Linked DNA regions of Mus musculus: region 2 is linked to region 1. Evidence: chromatin loops called from intact Hi-C (ENCODE). Cell type or tissue: heart. All regions are shown on one strand.

Region 1 (8,000 bases):
TGCCTACTTTTAATATAGGTTCTGTTATAGAAGTTTAAAATTTCTGATTCTGAGTGTTCTTCATGATTCTGGTATAACTCAGTACTCGCTCATTTGATAAGATAATTGAGGAAGGCTAATATTAGGATAGTGAAGATTTTTTTGTGATTCCGAAGGATCTTGACACAATGGCTTAGTGAAGATAGGCTCTGTTAGTATGTTGGAGTAATAATTATGCTTTATTCATAATAATTTTTCCTTTATTAAAAGATTTATTTGCTTATTTTACCTGTGTGAATGTTTTGCCTGCATGTATATGTGTGCACCACATGTCTGCCTGGTTTTAAGGAGGTTAAAACAGCATTAGATCTAAAATTGGAGTTGTAATTGGTTGTGAGGAACCAAATGGGTGCTGGGTCCTCTTCAAAAACACCCAGTCCTACACCTGCTGAGCCATCTCTCCACATGATCTTGCCCCCTTTTCTTTTGAAAGACATTATATACCCTCATGATATTACCCAAGACATTATATACCCTCATGATATTACCCAAGATATTATATACCCTCATGATATTACCCAAGACATTATACACCCTCATGATATTACCCAAGACATTATATACCCTCATGATATTACCCAAGACATTATACACCCTCATGATATTACCCAAGACATTATACACCCTCATGATATTACCCAAGACATTATACACCCTCATGATATTACCCAAGATATTATATACCCTCATGATATTACCCAAGACATTATATACCCTCATGATATTACCCAAGACATTATATACCCTCATGATATTACCCAAGACATTATATGCCCTCATGATATTACCCAAGACATTATATACCCTCATGATATTACCCAAGACATTATATACCCTCATGATATTACCCAAGACGTTATATACCCTCATGATATTACCCAAGACATCATATACCCTCATGATATTACCCAAGACATTATATACCCTCATGATATTACCCAAGACATTATATACCCTCATGATATTACCCAAGATATTATATACCCTCATGATATTACCCAAGACATTATATACCCTCATGATATTACCCAAGACGTTATATACCCTCATGATATTACCCAAGACATTATACACCCTCATGATATTACCCAAGACATTATACACCCTCATGATATTACCCAAGGCATTATATACCCTCATGATATTACCCAAGACATTATACACCCTCATGATATTACCCAAGACATTATACACCCTCATGATATTACCCAAGACATTATACACCCTCATGATATTACCCAAGATATTATATACCCTCATGATATTACCCAAGACATTATATACCCTCATGATATTACCCAAGACATTATATACCCTCATGATATTACCCAAGACATTATACGCCCTCATGATATTACCCAAGACATTATATACCCTCATGATATTACCCAAGACATTATATACCCTCATGATATTACCCAAGACGTTATATACCCTCATGATATTACCCAAGACATCATATACCCTCATGATATTACCCAAGACATCATATACCCTCATGATATTACCCAAGACATTATATACCCTCATGATATTACCCAAGACATTATACACCCTCATGATATTACCCAAGACATTATACACCCTCATGATATTACCCAAGACATTATACACCCTCATGATATTACCCAAGACATTATATACCCTCATGATATTACCCAAGACATTATACACCCTCATGATATTACCCAAGACATTATACACCCTCATGATATTACCCAAGACATTATACACCCTCATGATATTACCCAAGACATTATATACCCTCATGATATTACCCAAGACATTATATACCCTCATGATATTACCCAAGACATTATATACCCTCATGATATTACCCAAGACATTATATGCCCTCATGATATTACCCAAGACATTATATACCCTCATGATATTACCCAAGACATTATATACCCTCATGATATTACCCAAGACGTTATATACCCTCATGATATTACCCAAGACATCATATACCCTCATGATATTACCCAAGACATTATATACCCTCATGATATTACCCAAGACATTATATACCCTCATGATATTACCCAAGACATTATACACCCTCATGATATTACCCAAGACATTATATACCCTCATGATATTACCCAAGACATTATATGCCCTCATGATATTACCCAAGCAGGCCTGCCTGTAGCTCACGATTCTCCTGCTCCGACCTCCCAAATCCTGGTCTTACAGCCTTGTGCTACTGTGACTGGTTGTTTTACTTTTTATTAATCAATTATCATAAAATAATTTCAGAGGCTGTGTGGTGTTACTGCACACCCTTAATCCCAGCAGAGGAAGGTGAACTCTTGAACTCTTGTGAGTTCAAGGCCAGCCTGGTCTTCAGAGGGAGTTCCATGACAGACAGGAGGACTATGTATGCAGAGAAACCCTATCTTGGGTGGGAAAAATAATAATAAATTAAAAACAAAGAAAGAAAAGAAATCTTCTGAGTTAAATAACTTGAGGGGGCTATTGGCATTGTAAGATTAATAATACCATCCTGAATACTAACCGCCTTGGCTGCTTTAATTCATGGATTCTATCAAGTTAAACCTCACGAGTGTCCTTCACAGATGAAAGGAGGAGCTCGGGTCTCCCTGGTGTGCTCATTGTCAGGTGACGTGGGAAACTAAAGTCCGCTTTGGTTTTAGAAGTATGGTATTAGAAAGACTCTGCTGTGTGCAGTGGTTGGACTTGCACAGCTGGTACAGCTGAAAAGGAAGCCATTGAATGAATTATCAGAATTTTTTTTCTCAGTTGCCTTTTTTATGAACACAATCCTTATTTTCTTTAGCCCCACCTAATTAGTTAATGATTTTGAATATCTAGTTTAAACATTATAAATGGGTTTCGTGCCGTAACTACTTTCTAACTCTCACTTTCTGTTTATTTTACATTAGGTGAGAAATTCATCCACACTTCTCTTTAGTTCCTTGATCACAAGAGTTTTTGGCGTTAAGAGAGGAAAGGATGAAGTTTCCAAAACAAATAGGTAAGCCCAGTGCAACCTCACCTTCACACAGAAGCTCGGGCTAATGTAGCTGCTGATTCAGAGTCCTCAGTGAGCCAAGACTGTGCAGGTGCTCCAGTGGGCTCAGCCATACCCAAGTCTGCGTCCTTGGGCGGATCAGCTGTGTAATAAGCAGGTCTTGGGAGGCAGCAGGAGCAGGGCTGCAGGGCAGGGCTGCAGGGCAGGAGTGCAGTTTGACTACCTCTGGGTACATAAGCAAGGCTTCTGTCTGTACTTGTTATCTTCTTCAAGTATTGATGAAATGCCCCCAATTACTCTTTCTAGTTGCACTTAAAAAACTCTTCAGCAGGTCATCCTGTCATGTCCAGGTAGAGACGTAGCCATCTCTGTCTGTGTTCAGTGTATGTCCCTGACTCCTTTTTCCTTGTACGTTGTATGTGGACACGTGGAAGAATCACTACGTCTGGCTTTTTGGAGTTTATGCTCTCAGATACTTTTCTCGACGTGATATCTTTAGTGAACCTGTGCACACATTTTGATTATAGACAATTTAAATGCACGGTGAAGTTGTATGCGTTTCTAAAGAAGAGAAGCAATTAACTAGGGAATTGTTTCCACTGCAGAGGAGTTGATGCTTGTCTAACACTAGGTGTCACTGTTGTTTTGTGTTCAGTTGCTCCCTTACCATTACTTAGGATCCAGTTTGGTTGGCTAAGTGGTCTTTAGTTTTCCCTCTCACCTAAAAAGGTTGCCATGCTCCAAATTTAAGTTTTAGGCTGATTACTTAAAGAGTGAATTTTTTTTTCTTTTTGGTTTTTGTTTTCTAGACAGGGTCTCTCTGTGTAGCCTTGCCTGTTCTAGACTTCTCTCTGTAGACCAGGCCCACCTTGAGTTCATAAAGACACACCTGCCTCTGCTTCCTGAGTGCTGGGATTAAAGGCGTGCTCCATTATTGCCCAGCTCTCAGCACACCATTTGGATGCTTTGCACACCACTCCTAAGATGACCTGCGCCTCCAGCACCCACAGTGTTTCTCTGCTGCTGCTGCTTCTTGTTGTTGTTGTTTTTTTTTTTTTTATAGATTTATTTACTTATTTCATGTATGTGAGTACACTGTAGCTGTCTTCAGACACACTAGAAGAGGGCATTGAATGCCCATTACAGATGATTGTGAGCCACCATGTGGTTGCTGGGAATTGACCTCAGGACCTCTGGAAGAGCAGTCAGTGCTCTTAACTGCTGAGCCATCTCTCCAGCCAGAATATATTTTCTTGTGATAGAACTAAGTCTTAGGAATTAAAAAGTATGCTAGACACTGTGACACTGAGGCACACCACTGTAACACCAGTGCTAGAGTGGCTGAGATAGGAGGATTGTGCATCTGAGGCTAGCCTTGACGACAGACTGAAACCATGTCTCCCAGAAAAAAAAAGTTATGAGATATATGCTGTCAGTGAAACTTCGTGTCACTCTGAATTGTAATTTGAAAATCTATTTACCACTCTGTAAAACTCACCATATATATAAAAGGGAGGTAACTAGATATAATTATGAATCACCTAAGAATTTGATGAAAATACTAGACTATTTTTTAATCATTATTATTTTTCTGTGTATCTATGTGAGCATATGTACACATGTATGCAGTACCCACAGAGACCAGAAGAGGGCATCAGGTCTGTGAACCACCTGATGTGAGTGCTGGCATCTGAACCCAGATTCTCACAATTGAGCTGCAACTGTTTTTAATGGCTGAGGCATTTCTCTAGTTCTTAGTCTGTTCTGAAATCCAAATTGTAGTTCAAAAGCAAAACATTGCTTGTTTGGAAGGATGATGATAATTTTTGTTTTTCTTAAAGTAGTTTGTCCATTGAGTAGTTTAAAATGACTAGTGCTGCTTCTCTTTAGGTCTGTGCACCTGGGTCATAATTCTGCAGTGTGCTAAGGTTCAATCTGCTTATAAAACCGTGATTACTGGTGATACAAACCAAGCCTGAGGAGACAACCCTATAGCCTCAGTCCTCAGGATGCAGGTGCAGGAGCATCTGGAGCTGAAAGTCAGCCTGGGCTACATAGCTAGTTTGAGGCCAGCCTGTGCTACTCGGAACTTTGTCTTGGAAAAGCAAATATAATTGGTTTCTTCTTATAGTTGTGAAGTGCATACAGATTTTACTATGAGAAGTACTAGAGAAAATGATGAGATGTTTAATTTAGGTTGAAAGGGGGGAAGAATATGGCAGTCATAAACATGGTTTTACCAACGTTACACTGATGGAGATCCCTTCTGTACATGATTCTCTTTGAGTTGGAAAGGGTAGGAAATGAGAACTTTCCTGGAGAGAAAGAAGCAGCGTAGTTCAGAATGGTTCTAGTGCAGTGGAAGGGAAGTGAGGAAAAGGAGGAAATGGATTCTTTATTCAGTGTGATGGTCGCTTTTGGTCAGAGCCCTTGTGTTTGTCATCTGAAGATTTGTCAGGGCCACCCTTACACAGGCTTCTGCTTTCTCCCAACTGGAAAGCCTGTCTCAGCTGTCATTGGATCTGCACTCTAACGCCTTCATGGCCTCCAGTTTGCAGCAGTCGGTCTGCAAACGAGATGTACTTGGTTGCTTCGCTTTCTGCTGCAGTGCACATCTGCTCGTTCATACTGAGGCCTTTCCGTCTATTATTTGGTGTATGCTGGAAATGATGGCTTGACTTTTGTTTTTTTGCAATCGGGTAACTAAACTCACCTGGTGACATCTCACAGGATGGTGATGTTTGCTTTCACAAGGTCTCTGCTCTGCCAGAGAACTACAAATGTGTGCTACTGGTCAGGAAGGAGTTGACAGGAAAAGAACACCTGCCTTTTTCACCAGCTGTGAAAATCCTGTCTCTTGGAGTAAACAGCTTGGTTTCTAGGCTTTCTGCTGCCACTGGCAGTGACCTTCATAGACTCCTTTAGCTGCTCCCCACTACCATCCCAGGATACTGAGATCTAGGCTTCTGTCAGAGCTAAGCACTAGACTGCCTTTTCCTCTGACAGCGTTGGAGTCCTGCACGGACACAGACGCATTTGCTATTGCTTCTGTCCTGCTTCTGCCACCCTTGCCCCGCACCCGTGCTGCCAGGTTTTTGAGAAAAGTTTGGTGTCAGTGTCTTGACATTCTTTGTATACTTGGTGCCTCTAAAACTCTCTTGGATGTAGGAGACTAACAGACAGACTTGCTTAATAAGCACATTCTTGGTGCTAAACAAAGAAGAAGAAGCTGGTTTCTCCTGCTTTTATCCCCAGGTGGCTGCAGTAATTGACTGAAACAAGTTCTAGCTGATCTCTCTGTGCCTGGAGTTCCCCTGTAAAATGAGGGTTCTTGGAGTATCCCTGCTGTCCTTCTTTAAATGCTAAGCCCAGGCTTTCCATAAAGTTCTTAGAATTGCAGATTCGGTTAAGTGCAGTTCCTAGTGCATAGACCTGCACATAGTAGGGTAAAACAAACAAGCAAACAAAACCTACTTTCATAAATAAAGAAGTGATCAAGAGTCCATCTTCCTTTGTAAGTGTACTAAAATAAAGGTGCTTTTTGAGCTCATTGGCCTTGTTTTATATGTGTTCTTTGGTACGTTTTATTTGTCTGCATGTTTTAAACTGTGCATCTATTGAAGGATATCTTGTATTGTTTGTGGTTTTGAACTGTTAACAGATAAAGCTGTGACGGCCATTCATATATTTGTATGACCACAGAGTTTCACTTCCCTGGATTGAGTGGCGAGTTTTATTTATATTTTGTGCATAGGTGTTTTGCCTGCGTGTGTTGTGTGTCTGTGCAACATGTCCATGTAGTACCCACTGAGGCCAGAAGAAAAAGTCAGGCCCTCCTGAATTGAACTTACAGACGGTTGTTAGCTGCCATGATGGTTCTGGTAATGGAATCCGGTTCCTCTGGAAGATCAGTCGATCACTCTTGTTTAATCACTGAGCCATCTCTCCAGCCCCTTATTTGTTGTGTTCTTGAGTAGTATTTTATTTAGATTTTCTAAAACCTATTTCCTTGTGTTTCTTGTCATTTAACAGACTTAGAACTCAGCCTGACTCAGAGCTCTGACCATGCTTTCTCAAACAGCTCCATCTGCACAGGGAGGGTGGGGGTCCTGCATGACTCTCCCTTTCTTACAGCAGATCCCTGATTTAAACCCTATGTGAATTAACCTTCAAGTTGTCTTATTCAAGCTCTATAACCAATGTCAATGGATAATAGTCTGAAAAGCTTTATTTTTGACCATATGACATCCATATGGACAGTGTAGAGGAAGAGAGTGAATTAGGGTAGCGTTTGCACAGTCCTAATGCAGTGTGGCGCTCATGGCAAGCACCTACTGTGAACTGTTACCAGTTAACTGTGTTAACTGGGAGAGGAGCACATGAGGGTCTGAAGCCTGGTCTAGAAGCGAGGAGCTTACAGTTCAGCTGAAGACACAAAGATTGAGACTGTGAACCAGGTGAAATGGAAAATATATACCATAATTATCTGCATAACATGATACAAGTACTGAATTCTGTAGATATTTGTAAATGGAAAACTAAGTGGAATATTTGAAGGGAAATTTTCTTTAAAAGGCACAGTGGATGAGTAGATCTGGGTACATGCGAGAAATCCAATCTAAAAAGGAAAATAAAATTTGATTTACTGCTATGCACCTTCTTTATTTTGTCTTCTTAAAGAGAAACGCGTAGAAAGATTTTGTACAGTGTAAGAAGGAAATGTGTCTGTAAAAACATTATTAGACCCAACTACATGGATCTCAGTGACTGTGGAAAGACACTGCATGACTTTACTTTCTGGTGTGGAAAGGACAGAACCATTTTAGTTACTTCTTTTTCTATCTTGATGGCACAGATGTGCCAGCATCTTCTAAGGAGTGTCTTACGCTGCCCCGCACTCTGCTTCCTGGAAGATTGTGAAGCAGTTGCCAGACAGAACTACTTTTCTCTTGTTTTTCAT
Region 2 (8,000 bases), 410 kb after region 1:
CTGGGCTCTCGTGATGTGCCTGCTCTCTGGCTGAAGGGTGAGCACAGCCCAGTTAGAGGAGCCCAGAGGCCTCCACCAGGAAGCACCGTGACAGTATGAAGGTGCTGAAAGGGAAACGTCGTCGAGCTGCCCGCACGAGCAAGCCATGGTTCAGCGCTAGCAAGCTGGTGAGAAGTTTCTAAAAATATTGGTAAAGCCAGCTGTGGAGGGGACATTCACCTCAGAATCAGCAAATGTCACCCAATACAATAGCTGAGAAGAGGGCCCGCTTTCCTCTGCTGGACGAGCGGCTCTTGCTTTCTGTCTGTGAATGTTCTCAGAAGCAGAGCACATTTAGCCCTGGAGGGGCAAATAAGAAACTAGCTGGATGGGCCACCATAAGACAGAGCCTTGCAGGGCGAGAGATAATCGTTAGCAGTTTCCTAGCGTCTTCCGGGATGTGTGATCTAAATTAAGGTCCTTATGGTTCAGGCTGAGTCTGTGCCACAGCCTTTCCTTCCTTCCTGAGGGTTTTCTGTGCGGCCACAGGAAGTCCCGGCTGGAAGACTCTGTTCCTTATTGTTCACCTGCCAGTCTGCCTCCATGTTTTCTGGCCAACGGCCCCTGACCCCCCAAAGGCGGGAGGACACCTTTCTCTCTCTCCCCCATACTCTCTCTCCCCCATACTGAGAATCTTGCAGTGGCTCCCTGCTCCTCTCCTGGTGTTCCAGATGGTCCCACCCCGACCCATGGCTGTCTTCTGTCTTATCCGTGCTCACGCTCAGCATTGCTTGGGATAGTAAGTTCTCCCACAACGCTAACGTCAATGACATCATTCACCACAATTTTGGACAGTAAATCACTCTGTCCCCGTGTCAGATGCTCAACGTGGATGACAGTTGCCCCTTGAGGCTGGAGAGGGGATTAAATGACATGGTCTAGGTTGGACATTGGGCAGGTGGTTGGTTCGGGTGTGGACATGATGGCACCAATCCGAGTCCTGGTTAAGGAGTGCACCGCTCTCTTCCTCTAAGAAGATGAGCTAGAAGGATCAGGAGAGCCTGGGACTTTGGCTCAAAAGTCAGTGCTTTCGATTGCTCACCCGGACTGAAGTTGGCTATGGCCTTACATGGTGAATGTCACTCATGGGAAGCCGGAAACAAAGGCTGGAATCCACTTTCTATCAAGACCCTCAAGATCTCACCTCAACAAAACACCCAAGCAAAACAAAACAAATAAATAATGTAAACAATAAACTGCAGGAAGCAAGATTTCCAACACTCCATTTAATCTATCCCAATGCCAGGAGAGACCCTACAGCAAAAACCCACAGAGAGAAAAAATAGCATTTACTTCTCCTGAAATGACTGGGTCCTCTTCTCCGGACTCACGGAGCCCAGAAACTTCACTCCATAGTTCCTATTAAGAAGAAATTAAATATATTACAAATTAAGTCAGAAAGTTTAGCATTCAAAAAGTGTGGTGGGCCAGGGAGATGACTCAGCAAGTAGAAGCACTTGTCCACAGGCCAGGCAACCTGAGTACAATCCCCAGAACCCTTGTAAAAAATAGGGGGCTATGGATTAAATATGTAATGCCAGCTCTACTGGGTGGGGGGTGCGCATACGTGAGTGCAGAGACAGACAGACAGACAGACAGACAGACAGACAAAACAGAAAGACAGATGTAGAGAGAGAAACAGAGACACAGACAGAGAGAGATACAGAGACAGAGGCAGGAGTCATCGGCGAGAAGCTCGGAGCCAGCTAATCTGGAGTATCCTGCTCAGTTTTAAAGATGGAAGAGGGCTGGACAGACTGTCTCAAAAGTTGTCCTCAGTTCTCTACTTGCATGCATGCCATCTTCTCTCTGTCTCTGTCGCTCCAACTTTATAAAATGTTCTTAAAATCTCCAAATTGTCTAGCTAAAACCCCTATTTATCAAAATGATGGAAAGTTTCTGGCAAAGATTAAAGATGGCAGCAGGGCTTAGCAACAGATGGAAAAAGACAATGGGGACTTGGTCGTCAATCAGCAGTCGTTCCTAGTGATTACACACAGGGATCTGAGGCACTTCAAGGCAGATGTGAACTGGGGACTTTCTCCAAGGTTCCTGAGCCTTGGTACCCAAGCACATCTCTCAAGGGCCCAGGGCAGCCCAAACTACTGTGGAGGATCTGTCCCGCTCGAAGTCTGTGGAGACAGAACCTGGTCCTTTAGCTCAGACTCTCCAGTGCTTCTGTACAGTCCCAAAGGTCTCAGAGCCCTGAAGGCCATGCCTCTCCCATGGCCCTATCCAAAGGCACCTGCTCACCCACCAATGGTTCCCACCTCCCAAGTCACATAGGCCTGACAACTTCTCCATTCAGCCGGAAACACGGACCAAAGACTTCCTTCTCTCTTCGTGATAAGGAAAGTTCAAACCTCAAGAACTCAAAAGCCAAGAAGGCCGAAGGAAACTTTGCTTCCGCCTCCTCTCTGATAAGATCCAGCCTTGAGAAAGGGCACTAATGTGAGCTAGCCTTTCACTGAGCTGTTTTGTACAGTTACCTTGAAGTCAGCTCTACCCAGCAGACAGTGTGCTTAGAGGATGGGGCACTAAACTAGGGTCTCACTGGCTCACAATTTTACTCCATTGTATTTTAGTTCAAGCATCACTCATTGTTCAGAACTCGGTTCCAAAAGACATACACTTAAGGTGGGTCACCATGGAAGGATCATCTTTTGGCCTTTGTCACAGAGCTAGCTAAGCCCAGGCCTGAAGTCGCATAAGATCTGAATGATGCAGGAGAGTGTGATTTTCTTTGCTTGTTTGGTCTTTTTCCCCTACAAGTTAGCATCATCTTGCCAGCATCTCCTTCTTGGGCTTTGGGCATTGGTTCCAGAACCTCTGTGCTGCCCTGGTCTTTTAGACTTTTTTGCCCTGAGCCTTGGAGAAAGAGATTCTTTGGCACCTGCAGGTTGAGTCATAAGCATGACTTTACCTGTAATGTATCTTTGTCTCAGAACCAATCTGCGGGTAAAGGGAACATGTTCTCAGGCTACCTGAACAGGAAAGCTCAAAGCAGGGCTGCAAGGTCAAAGCCAGTGAGGGCTACATAGTGGGCACTTGTCTCAAAAGCCAAGCAAATAGCTTCACAAAAGAGAAGGTCTCTAATAACAAGCGCTCTGGGCAGGGAAAGTGGCTACACACACACACACACACACACTGCTTCCATCCTCACAGTGCTCCATCTGCCAGTGTTTCAATGTTCTCTCCCCGATGTGACATTTACTGAAATGTAGCTACTGCTGGGAAGGGACAGGAAGCAGGACCTTTAAGATGTGAACAGGTCAAGATCCCTATTGTTATGAGTGGATTAATGCCATTGTTGAGAGAGTAGATAGACTAGTTCCCTCTGAAATGGATTTGTTATAAAATAAAAGTTTGTTCTGTCTCTCTCCCTCTGTCTCTGCCATATTCATTCATTCATATATATATATATATATATCCCAACAATGCTATGATGTAGCAAGAAGGTCTCTTGGATACCTCAGTGTCAGTCTCCTGAATTGTGAGAAGTAACTCTCCTTTCATGATAAACCACCCGCCTGCGGCATTCTGTTACAGACTAAGACAGTCACTCATTCTCCTCTAAGGTTATCGTCGGGCACCAGCTACCCTCTGTTTTGGGACTTCCTTGTTTGCTAGAACTCCTGAGATCCATACCTTCTCAAGTTTCATAGATAATGGGCAGGGTGGAGGTGGGGTTGATATACATCCTGAACAATATTTTACTCTCAGGACCTCAATAACTACACACAATAACTAAAGGTTGGTCACAAAACGTGCCTAGAAAGGAAAGCAGGCAGGATTTGAGCCTGTGGATCTGCCGCATTGAGGGGACGTAGTCCCAGGACCGAATGGGACATCAGGACAGGACAGGTGAGACAAAGCGCCCTCCAAATTTCGATTTCTCGTTTTGGACAGTGTCTGTTCCTCTCTGACTGTGAGTCTTCCTCATCCGACACGTGTAATTGTGACGGTTCTTCGACTGTAACTCCTTGGTTTGGGATTCACCAAGGAAAACAAACCTCCGCTTGCCTGTGAGGGTTTATCTAGATTAGGCTGACTAGGTGGGAAGGTCCACCCTAGAGTGGGTGGTACCATGTCATGGACTGAGGTCAAACATTGAACGGAAAGGAGCCTGCAAGGTGAGCTGCAGCAGCATCTGCTGTCTCTTTGCTTCCTGACTGTGGATGCGGTGAGATCAGCCACCTCAGACTCCTGCCGCCAGGCTTCCCTGACACACTCTGACGGTACCCTCAGGCTACGTACGAACCAGAGTAGACCCCTTTTCCTTAAGTTCCTTTTCTGAGGCATTTTATCACAGCAGCAAGACAAGTACAGAATAGAGTAACAAACCCACACTCCAGTAAGCCCCATCCCTGCAGACGACCCGTCCCTTCCTCTCCAGCCTCTGCAGCAGCCCCACCCCTCCTTCAATGCCGCTCGTCTCATCTCTGCCTTCGGATTTAACTCCACACTCTCAGCTTTCTCCCCTAGGCTCTGTTCTCTCTTTCACCACACCACACACCAGATGTGTTTCTCTTTTACTCGCTGTCTTCCTGCTTGAGGAGGAAGCTCCCAGAGGGCAGTTCTTTCCTGCATTGAATATTGTATCCCAAGGATCTAGAAATGTCTCCAGCACATTGTAAACACTCAATAAATACTCGTGGGACGAATGAACGAATGAATGCATTTCAGAACATCTCCTGGCAAGCCATCTTGGATTCAGGACGGAGTAGCACTGCCACCTGTTGCCAGAGTTTTGTATTGTGAATACAAACTCAGGGTGAGCAGGAAGAGGCTCACCCTCAGGGGGTCAGCCCTGTCACTTGAATCCTATTCCATGTTCCAAATGCCACCACCCGACTGTAGCCATCTCAAAGACCTATAGCCTGTGACTTTTGCCTGTTTTATGCCCCTAGTCTGCCAACACCTGGTGACACCTGGCCAACCATTCTAGGAGTTTGCTCTGATGTGTCTAACATCAACCATGCACAGGAAATATTTCCTAACCAGAAAAGGGAATCATAAAAAAGAGCTCAATCCTGAGAAAGGATGAAAGAGAGAACATGAGCTGTAGGACCACATGGGATGTGGGGCCATGTGGGATGGGGGACCATGTGAGATGTAGGACCACATGGGATGTGGGGTCACGTAGGAAAGGAGACCACGTGGGATGGGGGGCCATGTGTGGGATGGGGGACCACGTGGGATGGAAAACCAATGAGAAAGCCTGAGGGACTAGCCTAGTTCCAGCTCGACTTTGAGTCTGCTTTGGTCTCTCCTCTATAAGAAGATGGCCTTGGGCTACATGGGCTTCAGCCCTGACTTCCCTAACAGAAAGGACAGGAAGTCCATGGCATCTTCAGGTTCTGCAGTCAAGTTGCTTGGGTGCCCGTGTCCTAGTTGAGGGTCTCTTCACTGTTGGTTGTGGGGACCTCTTGACAGCTGGTCTTTTAATTGCAGTTTCCTCTCAAAGCCTTACCCCTGCTTGAGCTCAGCCTTCATGGCCTGGCTCAGGGGCCCCAGTACCATGACAACCAGGATCCTCCCCATCCTACACACACATACACGTACACACACTTTGTGTTTGGTCTGCTTCTTTTAACTACCTAAGGGTTGATCTAAGCTGACCTCTGACTTTCTTTGGGTCTCTGTAGTCTGTCTATGCCAGCAAGGAACGACTGTCCCGCCCCTCTGTTCAGGTTGGGTACCCTCTCCTTCTGGCCTCTGCCCAAGCTCTGCTCAGCCCAGATTTGTGTCCATTGATCCTAGACCGCATGTGATTTAGAAGACATGTTAAGGGTAGGCTTCCTGGAGGAATTCCTGGGGCCTCTGAATCCACCTATGCTGGGTGGTCAGAAGATCTGGTATTGGGAACAATTACCTTGTTCCAGCTCAGGAGGAATGCCGTTGAGAAGCAAGCCAGGCCACCTTGTGACACTGGAGAACTGTCTGCTTGAACGCTTTAAGGAGCCCATAGAAACCCACCTGTCTCCCCTTTCTGTGCCCTGCCCACTTCTACTCTACAGAAAGAGGGGGCTCTCCCTGCTCTGCTTCTCAGCCTCCCTCCCTTTGAGCACTGCTGCTCTTCCAGCCCAGCTGCTGTTCCGGGAGCGCGCCTCTAGGGAAACAATGGACTGAGTGTCCTTTGTCAACTCCTCACCAAGGACTCTGTGAGCTCACTGCCATGGGAGCTGCTTAACTCCCAGAATGCCCTGGCTTGTCCGGCTCCATTTAGGAGCCTGTGAAAGGGAAGGTCCCATGGAAGTGACAGAAGTCATTAAGCCTAACACAGATGAGGTTGCTGTGAAATTTTAGCAGTCAAATTTACATTGCTGGTAAGAATTTTTTTTAAAGGATATCAAAAGATTGGCCAAAAAGCAAAATAATTTTTATAATGATTCTATATTAAAGTTACATTTTTATATATTGAGTTCAATAAAAGCATACTGCTAAAATTAAGTTTTCTTGGGTTTATTTGTACTTTTAAAACGTGACTAATGGAAAATTCTACCTTAAATACATGTTTCACTTTAAACTTCCTCTGGGTAGAACTACTTTAAAGAGCTGGGACCAGGTATGGTAGCACGCATGCATCAGAGGCAGGCAGATCTCTGTGAGTTCAAAGCCAGGTTGGTCTATACAGTGAGACCATGTCTCAAAAAAAAAAAAAAAAAAGTGTGTTTGTGAGCTGTGCACAGTGCCTCATTCATACCTGTAATCCTGATGCTACGGAGGCTGATGTAGGAGGATTGTCTCAAGTTCAAGGCTAGCCAAGTTTACATATTAAGATTCTATATTTAAAAGTGGGTTGGAGGATGGAAATAAGCCAGGTAGTGGTGGCTCACACCTTTAATCTGGCACTCAGGAGCAGAGGCAGGTGGATCTCTGAGTTTGAGGCCAGCCTGGTCTACTGAGCAAGTTCCAGGCCAGTCAGGCTACACAGAAAACCCCTGTTTTTATTGTTTTTTGTTTGTTTTGTAAAGTGTCTGGACACAGAAAAAAATATATATGATTTATTTTATGTTCTGCTACAGCATTAGGCCCCAGTACACCATACCAAACCCAAATGGAGTTGCTTGTACTAAAAATGAGACCAAAACTGTTGTCTGACATTTCAAGAAACCAGCAATGATGGTAGTCAGATTTCCTAAACTATTAGCATAAAAATTAAGTTTTCCTCTGCCTTAACTCTTGAAAATAAAGACACCCCCCCCAAAAAAAAGGAAAAAAAGGAGGAAAATAAAGCCACCCCAGACGGGCCAAGCCCAGCCACTTATTCTCTCTTTCTCCATCTCACTGTCCCCTTCTTCTTGTGTAGCTTTGGAGTCATCAGTCTCAGCTGTGAGGCTCATACACAGCTCTATGCCCGCAGGAGGGACACTGTTGTGGGCGGCCCTGGTGCTGTTTGTTTTAGCGAGTAGGGGAAGAGAGAAAGGAAGAAGAGGAGGTGGAAGGAAGATGGTGCAGAACCTCATGGCCCTAAGAAGCCACAAGTAGCAAGGGATCTCATAGCTGAGGAATAGAGTAGTGTAGTGGTAGATCTGCCCAATCTAGGCGTGCAGCTTATAAAGTTATGTAGTTGTGTGTTTTTGCATGGGCATATTGGGGCTGGAGGTTTAGTGCAACAGGATGCTGATGCAGGATTACCAATATCTACATTTTGTCTTGTTTCTGCTTTCTCTAGCTCTTCTCTATCTATAAAACTATTCTCTCTCTCTCTCTCTCTCTCTCTCTCTCTCTCTCTCTCTCTCTCTCTCTGACACACACACACACACACACACACACACACACACACACACATATTCATTCTAGGATGGACAATAAAAATTAGAAGAATTATAAATTGTAATTTTGTCAAATGATTCTTTATAAATGTACGAGATAATAGACAATGTCACAATGTTACTCATTTTCATCAATGTGAACTTGATGCTACATTAGTAGTTCAGTCACCAAGAGTAAAGAGC

What was found. A loop is a pair of places that touch in the nucleus more often than their neighbours do. Peaks named below come from ENCODE experiments on the same cell type or tissue, not always from the same donor. Only the 100,000 strongest peaks of a DNase experiment are listed, where the experiment ranks them.
Region 2: it touches region 1 in a loop (8-fold over the local background); 15 of 42 quality-filtered maps call a loop at or near these places.

What each region holds. Positions count from the first base shown.
Region 1 is chr17:84,381,554-84,389,553 of GRCm38, reverse strand. It overlaps Thada (thyroid adenoma associated), which reads left to right. Exons shown (of 38, transcript NM_183021.3): 26 at 2,952-3,043. Among named protein-coding and RNA genes, the nearest start is that of Gm24722, 5.9 kb to the left of the region's middle. In heart, CTCF peaks have their summits at 3,665 (motif pointing right) and 4,675 (motif pointing right); no DNase peak of the experiment used is centred here.
Region 2 is chr17:83,970,367-83,978,366 of GRCm38, reverse strand. Gm35457 (a long non-coding RNA gene) reads right to left here. Exons shown (of 3, transcript XR_385836.2): 3 at 7,903-8,000. Among named protein-coding and RNA genes, the nearest start is that of Gm35457, 10 kb to the right of the region's middle. In heart, CTCF peaks have their summits at 4,775 and 6,157; DNase peaks (open chromatin) are centred at 506, 4,746, 5,816, 6,156 and 2 weaker places; H3K4me3 peaks cover 358 bases; H3K27ac peaks cover 2,691 bases.